Linked DNA regions of Mus musculus: region 1 is linked to region 2. Evidence: chromatin contacts called from ENCODE POLR2A ChIA-PET data. All regions are on one chromosome and are shown on one strand. Each heading gives the region's core, a stretch centred on a gene start or an enhancer-like site at or near the end of the contact. The rest is flanking DNA. Distances are from core to core; before and after follow the strand shown.

What was found. ChIA-PET counts read pairs that join two places held with the same protein, here RNA polymerase II (POLR2A).
Region 1: POLR2A ChIA-PET joins it to region 2 with 20 read pairs in Patski. The contact joins the enhancer-like site here to the promoter of Mynn in region 2. POLR2A ChIA-PET finds 5 or more read pairs at or near these places in 2 of 5 experiments (Patski and embryonic stem cell).

What each region holds. Positions count from the first base shown.
Region 1 is chr3:31,019,925-31,026,824 of GRCm38, forward strand. Prkci (protein kinase C, iota) reads left to right here. Exons shown (of 18, transcript NM_008857.3): 3 at 5,206-5,295; 4 at 6,329-6,379. Among named protein-coding and RNA genes, the nearest start is that of Mir7008, 16 kb to the right of the region's middle. Within about 2 kb of position 3,032, at least 1 of the 3 ENCODE cell types and tissues checked has a DNase peak (open chromatin) inside an H3K27ac peak, as active enhancers do.
Region 2 is chr3:30,596,683-30,603,875 of GRCm38, forward strand. It overlaps Mynn (myoneurin), which reads left to right and starts at 5,405. Exons shown (of 8, transcript NM_030557.3): 1 at 5,405-6,013; 2 at 6,822-7,118. The coding sequence starts at 6,853. It overlaps n-TVaac8 (a tRNA gene), which reads left to right and starts at 4,588; the gene lies at 4,588-4,660. Actrt3 (actin related protein T3) reads right to left here and starts at 3,188. Exons shown (of 2, transcript NM_029690.2): 1 at 2,974-3,188; 2 at 391-2,067. The coding sequence starts at 3,167. The coding sequence ends at 1,152.

The sequences.
Region 1 (6,900 bases), core at 1,782-4,281, 420 kb after region 2:
ATCCCATGGAACTGCAGTTACATTTTTAGCCACTATGTGGTTACTGGAAATAGAACCCAGGTTCTCCAGGATGGGGCTGTTTCTGTGACAAACTGACCTTTTTTTTTTTTTAAAGAATTGTAGAAGACTTTGGGATTTTGAAAAGTTACATTTGAATGCTGTAAGCAGGGTTAAGTAGTCCATCCTAGAAGAGCTTGGAAGACAGCAGTGCTGAGAGCAGTGTGGGCTGTGTAGGCCCTGCTCAAAATGGTTCAGAGAAGCACTATTAGCAATGGCGCCAGCGAAACTATTCCTGTGGCTGGCTGCTTTGGCAAAGAATGTGGCTTCTTTCTTCTGTAGTTCCAAGAATTTGCCTGAGGCTCACGTGAAAAGAAAACTTGTTGGAGGATGAGGTTTCATGACGACCTGCTCTTGTGCAGGTCTCTAGTGAAAAGAGCAAGTGGGACAAGCAAGAGAAATACATAACTACAGTTGAAGAGAAAAACGGGAGGCAATGTAATGTTGTGGCCAAGGCTTGTGCTGAAAGAGGAGAGAGGATTAAGACTGCTCTTCCAGAGGTCCTGAGTTCAGTTCCCAGCAACCACATCATGGCTCACAGCCATCTGTGATGGGTTCTGACGCCCTCTTCTGGTGTGTCTGAGGACAGCAACAGTGTACTCACATAAAATAAATAATAAATAAATCTTTTTTTTTTTTTTTTAAGAGAGGCCCAGGACCCAGGCGGTCACCCGACCTTCCAGCTTTAGAGTAATGAAAAAACCTGAGGAAGGGTTATGGAAACTTCTCCACAGTTAAGGAGAACCACTGAGGGCACTGGGGCAAGAGAGTTAGTTCCGGCATGGAAGTCACAAGATGCCATTGTGTGAAGTTGTGAAAGCGACTGGATTGTTAGAGACCCCTAGATGTTAGAAGTGCCAGAGTCGTGGGAGATCTGCCAAGGGATGTGCACACATGGAGTGGAGCCAGCCTGGGAGTATCTTGCAGGCAACAAAGCTAAAAGGGCGGACCCATTCAAGACTTGCAGTTTGCCCTGCTGTAATTTAGTCTAGTGGTTCCTCTCTATGCCCTCATAACTACCTTTTTGAATGACAATATATATTCTGTGCCATTGTATGTTAGAAATATGCAAATTTGTTTTATTTTCTAGAGGGTTACAGTTAAAAGTTTGACTTGAGTCTCAGAAGAGACTTTTGACTTTTAAGCAGTGTTGAACATGAACAATTTTGGGGACCTTTGAAGTTGGACTAAATGCATTTTGCCTTATGATATGGCCATGAGCCCAAGGGGGGCAGGGAGTGGAAAGTGGATTTAAATACAGTGAACTGTTTCTGCATCTTGTCAGGTTATTTTACACAGTTGGATCTTTCATATTAACATTTTGTTTGAAGCCTGCTGCTTATTTGCTTCTTTTTATAGCTAAAAACAAACAAACAAAAGGGCTGTGTGGAAAATAAGAATAAGCCTACTGGTCAATATCCAGATTTTATTAATTCTTTAATTACCTCAAAATTAACTACAATGAGCAAATACTCAGAATGTACTTGTATTTTATTTTAGACATTTAGAATTTGGTAATAGTGTTAGCTTTGAAAAATACCTTTCCTGGTCATTTTTGTTTTGTAATGACTTACATAGAGTGCTTTATGCATCAAACATATGGTCGAAAAAGGTCACATGTATCACGCAGGCCCTCAATCCAAGAAAAACAGAACAGGTTCAATGTGTGTGGTGTCTGTGCAGGGGTAAGTTAATGTATGGTTAACTAACAGGTTGAATGTGTGTGGTGTCTGTGCAGGAGTAAGTTAATGTATGATTAACTCACCGTCTTCTCACAAACCCCCTCAGAGCCTAGCTCATCATGACATTAGGTCCACAGTCCAAAGATGGTCATCTAATCCTGTGTCTTGCCCATCTATGGTTTGGGTTCCTTGACTGCCTCTCTGCTAGTTCTAAAGATCCATGAAATGGTGACAGGATAGTAAACTAGAGACAGGAGTAGTATAGTAGCTACCCCTAGTCACCAAGAGGGGAAGGTTCTGGTTCTGAACTATAATAGAATGTATTGTCATTCCCTCAGGAAAGCTCACTGCTACTCTCTGGGATTGGATCCCATGACTCTTAACATTGATGCTCTGATTCATCCTTCTCTCTTCCTAGGCTCTGTTTTGTAGTTCACTAATTTGCCTAGATTCTCTCCCACAGTTGAAAGACATAGCTCTTCATTTTGAACATTGTAGACCACCTGTGTATGGAGTTGTAACTGTTCATTGGACAAAAGCCATACTCACATCAGACTCTTCTAGACAAGGACTACATGTGTCTGAGGTTTGGGGACTAGAGAAATGGCTCATCAGTTGAGGGCACTGGCTACCTTACAGAGGACCCAGGTTTAATTCCCAGCACCTTCATGACATCTCACAACTATCTGTAACTACAGTTCCAGGGGATCTGACACTTTGACATATGCACATTCAAGAAGACACCACACCAATGCATATAAAAATAAAAATAAATTATTTTACAAAAAGAAAAGCCATTTGCTACTTTGGCCCTTCTGCCCAGTCTTCTGATCTTTGTATTTGCAGCCACTGATTCTGTAGATGCGTTTTCTGTTTGCTGTATTGCCTTCAGTGAGTGTCACCACACTCGCTCATTCATTTTGTCTATTGTCCGAACCGTTTTCTCTGTCTTCTGGCCTTCACAAGCAGTCCGTGGCTGCCATCTTCTGCCTTTCATGAAATAGAAAAGGCCACGTAAGTCTTCTTTTTGTGCCAGTTCTGGTTAGGTTTTCTATTTCTGTGCAACTTACCTTATAACTTAGTGATTCGAAAACTGACTTTCACAGTTCTGTGACTTATCAGAGCTAATGTTATAAATGTCCACAGAACATAAAAGGGAGTGAGGACTTGGCAGCTGAGTTGGAGAAAAGAACAGACACTGTTTTCTTTGAGACCATGTAGATAGGAAATGGTTTCTCTCAAGTAGTAAGCTGGGTTCTGTGCACTGTGTAATTGAAGATTAGTCAGAGCCAGTGGCATGTAGCATGCAGGAATGTGTCATAAAACCACAGGAATGAGCACCAGAGTAGCAGAGGGGAGGATCCAGTTCAAGCCCAGCTTTGCTCTAAGTGACTTGTTCATTGAGGAATGCACCTCGGATTTCCAGGGATCACTCTGCACTTCGCCTGCTTAGTTGAGAGAGGTGTGTCCTCCTCCCCTTCTGTGTGTGTAACTAAAATTCACCACTTACATTTAAGAGTAGCTGGAGCTGGTGTCCAGCCCTAGGTAGGACATCCTTCCCACCAAAGGCTCGGAACACGTCAGAGGAGGGGCATCTCAGAGGAGGGCTTCAAAGAATGTGAGAGATGCAGGAAGGCGAGGAATGCAACGCTGCCTTTGGGCTGTGCTGTGGCCTCTGCAGCCGAGGACTCACTGCAGCTGTGACCAGTGCAGGGAGGTCAGTCATCATCCCAGCAGAGAGGGCTCAGTGGGCAGCTGTGAACAAAGAAAGAGGCAGAAGGGGAGAAAGGCTCGTGGGGTGCTTCAGAGGAGTGGGAGGGAAAGTGGAGCTGGGGTATACATCATCAGGACGCATTGTTTCTATCTATGCAGTTGTCAAAGAGTAAAAGATGCTTTGTTTAAAGAGAGAAGAGAAACAAAAAGAAGGTGATGGAGAGGTGGGTGAGCAGTGAAGAACACTTGCTGTTCTTTTTGCAAAGGACCCAGGTTCAAATCCCAGCACCCACAAGGTACCTTACAACTGTCTGGAACTCTAGTTCCAGGGGATCTGATGCCTTCTGACCTGCCATAGACACACACACACAGTGCACAGACATATCTGCTAGCAAATATTTGTCAAATAAATCTAAAAAAAATTTTTAGTAGCTCAAGCTAGACTATTCTTAGTCCAGAGTACTTTAGTGGTTTCTTTCTTGTGACTTAATTGACCAAGGTTGTAATATGATACAATATCCATTACAGTCACTGCCTGTGTTAGGGTCCAAGAATCACCAAGGAATGATAACCCAGACTCAAATAGTATGCAAAAGCAAAGAGCATTTTTTTTCCAGCGGAATTTCCTGCATGCAGGGGTCTTTTCATTCAGGAATAGAGACACCGAGTGGGCTCGCAGGCCCAGCTTTTATTGTCAAGGGAATTCCAGTGTGTGTGTGTGTGTGTGTGTGTGTGTGTGTGTGTGTGTGTGTGGTATGTGCCCCTTTACCGTGATTGGTTAGCTCTACTCTAGGGATCCTTCAGGCCAAAGGACAAGGTGTCCTCAGATTGGCTGCCCATGGCTGCGGTTGGCTGACCACAGGTTCCTGGATCCCAGTTCTGTTTGTGGGAAACACAAACTTAGGCCTAGTCTCCCAAACTGTTTGCAGCCTGTCATGGAGTCAGCCTGGCTCTGGCTCAGTCCTCTCACCTGGAAGCCCTACCCATCCATAGTGTGGCAGTGGAACTGCTTTAGCTCCTTTTTAAAAGAAACTAGCAGCCAGGTCTGGTGGCATTAGCTTATAATACCAGTACTTGGTAGACTGAGGCAGGAGGATTGTCTGTTTAAAGCCAGCCCAGGCTATAGAATAAGTTCCAGAGCAGCCTGAGTAAATTACTGAGATCCTATCCCCAAACAGAACAAAACAGGGGTGGGGCTGGCTCTATGCTCTCCGTGTTAGAATGCATGCCAGGCCTGGTCCTGGGCTCCATCCACAACACTGAAGACAAGGAAAAGAGCTGAAAACTTGTTCTTAACCATACCCATGTGAGTGAGCCATGCCTGTCTGAAAGTGGTTAGAGTACATTTGCTTCTCTCCCTCCCCTTCTCTCACCCTCTCCCTCTCCCTCACCCTCTCCCTCGCCCTGGCCCTCACCTTCTCTCGCCCTCACCTTCTCCTCACCCTCTCTCCCTCCCCTTCTCTCGCCCTCTCCCGTGTGTGTGTGTGTGTGTGTGTGTGTGCGTGTGCGTGTGCGTGTGTGTGTGTGTATTAGGAGTAGAGTGGTTTTATATGTAGAAGATGGTGCATCTGCGTCCCATGTGTCCTTTTGTGCAACTAGAAATGGATGTGAGAACATCTGCAGAGGTAAAGTTGCCTAGGGTAGTGTCTAAGCATCTGTCCAGGTACATGCTCCCTCAGTCACAGCCTAGCGAATTTGCTTACTGTTATCGTGCTCAGAGGTTTGGGGACTGAGCTTTCCGTTTTGTTTTTAGGAGACCCATGTACAGTGTCTTCTCAGTTGGAGTTAGAAGAGGCTTTCAGGCTGTACGAGCTGAACAAGGATTCTGAACTCTTGATTCATGGTGAGAGAGCCATCACTTGACTCCCAAAGCTCTAATTAAGACATAACTCTTTTATTATGTGTGCCCTCCTCCCTATGTAATTGGCCTTCAGATTCTTTTTCCTGGAGTAGAGCAAGTAAGACGATTATGCGCTCTATAGTCTAGGAGAACTGTATATCTTTCTATAGTCTTTTAGGATACTAAAGTGCCGTCTCCCATTGCTTCACAACTTAGACATTCCTGCACAGCTTTAGAAGTCTATTTGGGGTGGGGGCAGTGGCCACCCTTTTCTAGTGTAAAGTTTTAAAATGTTGAGAGAAATGATCAGTTACGCAGGCAGGCAGCACCTGCCTATCGTCCTACAGCTTGGGAGGCAGAGGCAGGAGGAGCCAAGATAGGCCACAGCAGCCTGAGCTACATAGTGAGACCATGTCTGAAACAAACGGGAGCTGAGATGAAACTCAGTTGTGGAGTGCTTGCCTGGCACGGTGCTAGGACTGGAATCCTGCTCTGTTCTGTGTACTCTTCCTCAGTGTGGCCCTTGCTTCACCACAGAGCACATTAGTTAACAAGATAGTCTTCGTTATGAAATGCTTTGTTTGGTGTGTTGATAAATTTCCAGCCTAGAATATATTCTTATATTGGAGGTTGGTACTACTCCTGGTATTAATTCACTCTCTAATTGAATGCATATCTTTTAAAAACTGATTTTTGCCATTTAATTCTTTGTTGTACAAAAGTTCTCTGCAATGAGGATTTTAAAAGTAGTAGTGAGTTTCTTTGAGGACCAGTGTTTAAAAAGTGATTATTTACAGGGGACTAGAATTAGTAATTTAAGCTTCTAATGTATTACCTATAGACACATTTATTTTCACAGAAACTTACTTTATATAGACTTGGTAAAAGCAAGAGCCTTTAGTAGACTAATATTAGCCATATGTTGGAATTCTGCCTCTAGTATCTCAGGGCACTTTAAATTTGTGTTAATTTTAATTTTGTATAGTTTGTATTATGTAAATATTCTGCTGATTAATTTTAGTTTATTTTCTTTCAGTATTTCCATGTGTACCAGAGCGTCCTGGAATGCCTTGCCCAGGGGAAGACAGTGAGTGTTCTAGTGCTCTGCACACTTATTACTCACAGTGGAAAACTAAGAACTTTTTGTTTTGTTTTATTTTTTGAGACAAGGTTTCTGGCTGTCTTGGAACTCTCTTTCTAAGACCAGGCTGGCCTCCACCTCTCAGATCTGCCTGCCTCTGCCTCCTACGTGCCAGGATTAAACATGTGTGCTTCCACACCTAGCTTAAGAAACAGAACTTTTGGTTTGTGTGACTTATTCTGTTTTTCACTCTAATTTAGAATATATTACAACTGCCTAAGCTGTGCTTTTGACAGATGGGACTCACCTAACTGTCTATATCTTACATGATGGTCTGTTGTGCATATGAAAAGGCATGTGGCTTCATGTTTTTCAATGTTGAATGTTTTCAAATCTGTGGGAAATTTGAAACCTCTGAGAAAAAAGGATACCTCCATATCACCAGATTGGACAGTACTTCCTCAGCGTTTTCCGTGTGCCTGTTTGTTTACCTGTGCATGTTTTCTAACTCTCCTGACTCACTCAGC
Region 2 (7,193 bases), core at 4,155-6,654:
GCAGATTTCTACTAATAAGTAAACAAACAAACAAACAAATAAGTGTTAATAACGAGCAAATGAGGAAACCCCTCATAAGTCAAGTGGTCACCCATTGTCCCATATAATGCTCTGGCTAGCACAAAGATGTCATCTGGACACTGTAGAGAATGTGTCATTTCAACTAGATGACATACTACTGCCTTTCTCAAGGGGTGCTAGAGTCCAGATTAGGGCCAGCAAGGGAATGGAGAAAGGACAGACAGACAATCAGAAAAGTAGGGCCAATAGAGAAGTGTTCACCCTGATGGAATGGCATCTATTAGCAGCAGCTCAGAATCTCAGCATGTTCTCTGAACATGTAACTGCCTGCCTCCAGAAATTCTTTAATTTTTGAAAATAAACCCCAATACTTTGTTGCATTTTAATGTACCTTTAAACACGTTTATCCCAACGGAACTTCCCAATGACCTTGAGCAGTCCCACCTTATCAATGGGGATATGTGATTAGGCACCACAGACGGCCATCTGTCCAGGTTCTTTTGGGCGTGACAGAATCTGCAAGATTTCCCCACCCCACCCCCACCCCCCCATCCCCGCTCTCTCACACTGTCTTGCAGACTACCTCGCCCATGCCCAGTCTACTTCTCTCTCTGCTTCGAACTCTTCCAGATGCGTCTGGATTCTTTTCCCTATCACATTCACAATAAAAACCATTCCCCAGCAGAAGGACCGGTTCAGCGATTTCTGAGCTGTGGCGATTTCTGAGCTGTGGCTCATCTCCTACAACACCCACCGTTATTGTTACATTGTTTCCTGCCCTGTTCAGAAGAATCCAAGAAAGCCAGGCCCAAAATTGCAACCTGTAATTCCAGTTTCCTGGGAGACTGAAGCACAAGGGTTACAAGCTCTCAAATCCAGCCTAGGCAATTTAGCAGGAGATCCTATCTCAAAACACAAGTAAAAAAGACAGCAGGGAATATGGTTCAGTGGTAGAGCACTTAACAGTCCTGAGACTCTAGGTCCAATTCCCAGAACTACCAAAAACATTTTTACAAAGAAAGTGGCCCATCCCAATAACAGAAATGCTTTTCACCCTCCCCAAATAAGAACACCCAAAGCATTTTGTTATGTACACTCAAAGCATTCTTATTTTTCATTCTGTCTGCATTTCAAAAGCATCTCTGGTGTACAATGTTGGGTCCAACTTCTTCAAATTCTGCAGCCGTGATCCACATGTCTTGGAAGGCAGACAAGGAGGCAAGAATAGAACCCCCCATCCACACTGATATTTTCCTTTCCGGGGGAGCTATAACCTGTACGGCAGTATTGGCAGGTGCCAGCTTTGCCACATCCTTAATGAGTCGCTTATCTAAACCAGGAAAAGACGTTGATCCTCCCGAAAGGATGATATTGGAGAAGAAGGAGTTCCTGAGATCTGTATCACATTTCATTATGCTGCCGAAGCACATCTTGTCGATGCCCGGAGCATCAACATTCACAAGATATGGAGAAAAGAGGGCCTCTGGGCAATGAAATAACTGCTTATGGAGTTTGACAGTCTTTCCATCAGGCAGGGTGTATATTTTCTCTAGGTTAGAGTCCTTGGTCATTTCATCTTCATAGTTCATCGCCACATAACAAGCATTCTCTTTAATGTCTGTAACAACCTTCCTGTCCCCGGTTCTAAGCAGCATGATACCATCACCCTTCAACAACATCATGAGGTAGCTGGTGAGGTCAGATCCTGCCACATTTAGCTGTTTTACACCATGAGATAGGCAGTAACCCTCAAAGATGGGCACACACTGAGTAATCCCAGCTCCTGAATTCAGCACCAGGCCAGTAGTAAAGCCAGCAGCGAAGAGAGCCAACACCGCCTGGGCGGACATGTAGAAGGCAGGGACTCCCAGATTCTCAAAAAACACTTCGGAGATGTGTTGCCGGTCTGCCAGTGGATTCAGCGCAGGTTCTGTAACCAAGACCGGGCCATCACTGGCGTTCAGGTTCAGGTTGTAGTCATAGATATGCTTCCACATGATCTCCATGTCCCCCCAGGAGGAAATGAGACCCCGTTCCACTGGATAGCTGGAGGGAGGACAATAAAATATATAAGTCTTGTGCTTTTATGGTTGTTGCTAATGGTGGTTTTAGATTTGGCTTAAATTATTATTATTATTACTATTACTATTATTATTATTATTTGATAGTTCTTGTTTTGAGACAGAATCTCATTATGTTGTGCTGGCTAGCTTAGAACCCATGACACTTGCCTCCAGCACTCAGGAGGCAGAGACAGGCAGATCTACGATTTCAGGCCAGTCCAAACAATAGAACTAGTTTTAGGATAGCCAGGGTTACACAGAGAAACTCTACATCAAATAAACAGACAGACAGACAGACAGACAGACAGACAGACAGACAAATAAAACAAACTCAGTATGCAAACCAAGATGGCTTGGAATGCACAGACTCCCCTGCCTTTACCCGATTGAAGGTGAAGGCTACCATTCTTAAATAGAAACTGTTAATTCTACCTTTCTGTTCCTTTGCATCCAAGGGGACTATTTATCATTATTGTTTTCTGTAATTGACAAAGTAACTTCCAGTAAACAGCACAGCTACTTTTCTCTGCAGTCATTTTGCTTGGCTATTTTTTTCTCTTCTTTGGAGAATGTGACTTCAAAAAGTTGGAAACTTCCCACATTCTGGTATAATTGTAAATAGTTCAAGAGACCACACCGCATGACAAAAGTCACACGTCAAGCCACATTCTTACGCAGGCACATCTAGCATGAACGGCCACTGTATGCTTGAATATATTTGTGTATAGAGAACAGAAGTTTTTGTTTGTTTGTTTGTTTTGGGTTTTTGTTTTTGTTTTTTGTAAGGAGTGGCCTTGGGGTTCCTTCCCTGGTCCTTTCGGGGTGGCTTTAGCTATGGGCTCTCCACCCACTTCCACAAAGCCCCCAAGACTGCAGAGTCCCGCAGTACCTGATGGATAGGAAGCTCCTGCGCTCCTGCGCTTGATCACCCACACACAGCTCCTGCCTGCTGTCCGCCGTATGGCCCTTGGACCGGCCCAGAATATTCGGGTAGACAAACTGGGGCTCCCGGGTCCCAGCCAGGCCCGCCTTGATCATTCCCGAGCCGTTGTCGATCACCACTGGTGGCTGGTAGCCGCTCATGCCGCTGGTGCTGCTGCATCTGCGCCTCCAGACCGCTCTTCCCAGGCTGTGCGGTGACAGGTGTTGGTAATGTCGCGTCACAGAGGACCCGGCCATCTGCTGGCCCGCATGACATGAGTGAGGTGCCTCCTGCGACCGCTTTCCATGGGTTGAGCATCACCGCTGCTCCTGGAAGCTCTCAGCATTAATACCAGAAAACCGGGCTACCCTTGCAAAACATAGAAATCTAACAATTTGCAAGAACCTTTCTCAAACACGCTGAATGTCTATTAAAAAAAAATTCTCTTAAGTCCTTGCACTGTGGTTAACAGTAGTGTTCCAGGGCGAGTGGGAAGCTGGAGGAAGACCCTTAACACCGGCCTTGGAAATATCGCTACAGGAAGGCTCTGCCTGGCTTCTGTAAGGATCAATTTCAGGGAGTGCTGGGGTGTGAAACGAGTTTATGTTCTGTATAGTAAAGTAAACAACGTTACATCTTTCCTGTCCTTTCTAAAGATATACACAAAAAGGCAAAACCTTTTGGGTTTTGTAAGATGGTGCATTTTAGCACAGGCTGCCCTCGAACTCAGCGGAATTCCCCTCTTCAGGCTCTGAGTTCTGGGATGCTCGGCTCCCCTCCTTCCCCTTTTCTTTTCTCCGTTCATTTCTCTCTCTCTCTCTCTCTCTCTCTCTCTCTCTCTCTCTCTCCCTCCCTCCCTCCCTCCCTCCCTCCCTCTTCCCCCCCCTCCTTCCCCCCTTATTTCATCCTTTTCTTCATCTTCTGGATTATATCTCTAGGTCCTCCGAAGCTAATTTTCATTTCCTGAGGTTGATGTTTTAGGAATAAGAACATGTCTGCCATTTGGTAAGAATATAAATGCCTTAGATCATTATGAAGTTCAGTTCAGAAAAAGAAAGTACACTGCGCAGCAAAAAATGAACGTCTTGGTGTCTGGTTTCGCGCATCCTTTAGGGGCTTTAAAACAGCACACAAATAGAAGCTTTGGTTTCGAAGCAGGATGGGGAAAAGGGTAATTTACACGTGCTTCCACCAAAACCCGCCAAAGCACTGTACTGCGCCAAATCACAGGCCCTGGCTACAGCGCGCCGCTGCTTCCCAGCTGGAGGAAAGCATAACCTGTCTAAAATGAGAAAAAAAATGAAATTCGGCCAGGAACTAAGTGTGCCTGCTGGTCTCTAGTGGTGTACCCGCCGGGCTTAGCAAAACAAGAAAAAGACAGAATGAATGAAAGGAAGGAAGGGAGAAAAAGAAATTGCAAACAAGTTCAAACTTTTAAATAGTCTCAGCCTGTTAAGTTAACTGTGCTTTGTTAATATTTTTTCTCTCTCCTCATTGAAAAATGCATAAACCTTAAACAGGTGTGAAACGTATATGACGACATCACATAAGAAGAACATTTCAACACACCAGTGCAACCAAGTTTCCGTAGTGTAGTGGTTATCACGTTCGCCTAACACGCGAAAGGTCCCCGGTTCGAAACCGGGCGGAAACATATCTTTTAAAACGGTAACCCGCCCATTAAAGAAACGACCTTGAATCAGCTGTTTTAATGTTGATAACAAACGCCCCAACACACAGACGAGAGCAGCAACAAAAAGGGCTGATGAAGTAGGTAGCTACTGATTCTAGAAGGCATTCTCCCAATCTCTAGCCTCTGAAGCATGTCTGTATTCAGTTTTCTCCCCTCGAGATTCCATTTCCCCCCCCTCCTGTCAGGCTAAATTTTGTTCTTAATTTATATGTCAACTTCACTAAATATTTCAGAATTAACACATTATCGAAAGGGTTTGACAAAAAGATGAAATTAAAAAGAAATTTATACTCAGACATATAAAAAAGTAGCCTCAACATTTTTCTTATAAAAACGACTCGTGGTTTTATTCACAAATTCTTCACAGAGATATAAGCAAAAAGATTCCGGTATGGAAAAAACTCTCAGAGTTTTTGAGACTGTCTTTTAAATAAAGTCACAGGTAAATTCCTTAAAAAGCATAAACGTAACTTATACCAACAAACGTTTCAGTTGTGCTTTTTAAGATTTATGACGTCCGCAGGTTCTAGGGAAGAACACATCAAAACTTAACTTTGCTCTTCTCCCTTTACTGCACTAACTCTGATTTCGAGGTAAATAACTGTGCTAAAATTATTCTGGTTCAGACGTAGGAAAACCTTTTCCGGTAGAAAGCCCACCTTCCTCCCACGTTGCGCATGCCCAGTGTGCCCTGCTGCTTTGCTTTGCTTTCGAACATCTCATCTCTGTTGCCAGGTAAGGGCATTCTGGTAGATGAGCTTTGGTGAGCCGGTTCAAACAGAATTCTGGGGGTCCCAAGAGCTTTCGGATATGCAAAAGAGGAAGGAGTGATTGGTCTCGACTTAAGCATATCCCTCCCACTCGCCCCGGTCAAGAACCAGGGTGCACAACACAGTCATCTCCACTGGAGGGGCGCTAATGAAGACAGGATGACAGGCGAGGAAAAGAACTACAACTCCCAGCATGCAGCGCGCAGCGCGGTTCCCGGAGAGGCCGGCTCTGCACTCAAGCCCGGTCTCCATCCAGAATCTGGGCCGACAGCTGCGGGCTGACAAGGTGAGCAGCTCGCACCGGATGCGAGTGAGCAAGGAGGTGTGATCCGGAGACCTGGGCATGCCGGGAAGTCAGGGCTCTGAGACCCAGCTCGCCGGCCCTAGTAGACTTTTAGCGTCCTATCTCCGGTGTCCCCAATGGACCACACACCCGGACGTGACGCTATCGCAGAGGAGGAAGGGAGAGGCGGAGCGTCGCAGTGACGTCCTCCCAAGATGGCGGTGAGAGAGTGAAGAAACTGTTTCCCTTGGGCGGCTACGGGTGAGTGCCGCCCTCTGTCTGGCCTGTCGTCCCTGCGTTCTGGGATCCCGGGGTCTTATGTGGTCCGGCGCCTCGGAGATCGAGCGCGATTCGGGGCGGAGGAGGGTGTCTAGGCAGAGGCAGCGTCCGCGGTATATGTAGTCATGGCCGGTGCCGTGGGAACTCGCGGGAGTGCAAGCTGGGAGTGCAAGGCAGCGGTGGCCGGGGACTGGCTAGGACTGTCGCCCTCCGCCGCTGCCAAGCAAGCAGCGGGCAGGCAAGGGGTGTGTCCTCCTCCGGAGAGTGATGGAACCTTTGACACAGCGGGTCGGGGCGTTCCCGCCCCCTTGCACTTGCCTGGAGCTTGGAACCTCACCATCTCTGCTTACAGGGTTCAGTGATCAGAGAGCAATGGGAACAACTCGTATCGTGTTCTTATCCTGTTTCAAGGAGGCTTTTCTTAGTCTATTTGTTTAAGCACCTTCAGGTAAAGATGCCTGTTGGAGCTTAAAAGTTTGAGGGGTCAACTCTAGAAGCTTAGGATTTTACGGCCCTGTTTACAACTGTGACATGTTTTTTTTTGTTGTTGTTGTTTTTGTTTTTGTTTTTTTCACTGCCTTTTATTGCATTAGTGTTCTAGTGCAGTAAAACAAAGAAAAGCATTTAATCACCACGAGTGTTCGATGAGGCTTTTGGGGGTTGGGAGGCAAAGGAAGAGCTGTGTTCTTTGGGTTTAGTCTTTTGTCCCACACTCCCTTACCGCTGCATGGGTGAATGTTTGATGAAAGCTTACGGCTATCAGTTCACCGTCTCTTCTTGTCTTTTTTAGATCAAGGGTGAAATCCCATTCTGCTAGCAAAATGCAGTATTCACACCACTGTGAGCACCTTTTAGAGAGACTGAATAAGCAACGGGAAGCGGGATTTCTTTGCGACTGTACCGTAGTGATTGGAGAATTCCAGTTTAAGGCGCATAGGAATGTGCTTGCCTCCTTTAGTGAGTATTTTGGGGCGATCTACAGAAGCACTTCTGAGAACAATGTTTTTCTTGATCAGAGTCAGGTGAAGGCTGACGGATTTCAGAAACTGTTGGAGTTTATATATACAGGAACTTTAAATCTCGACAGGTAAAGTACATGTTTTTATTCAGTTATAAAATCTAGTCTTTAGAGCTAGATTCCTGTTTTTCCAGTTTGCTCTCC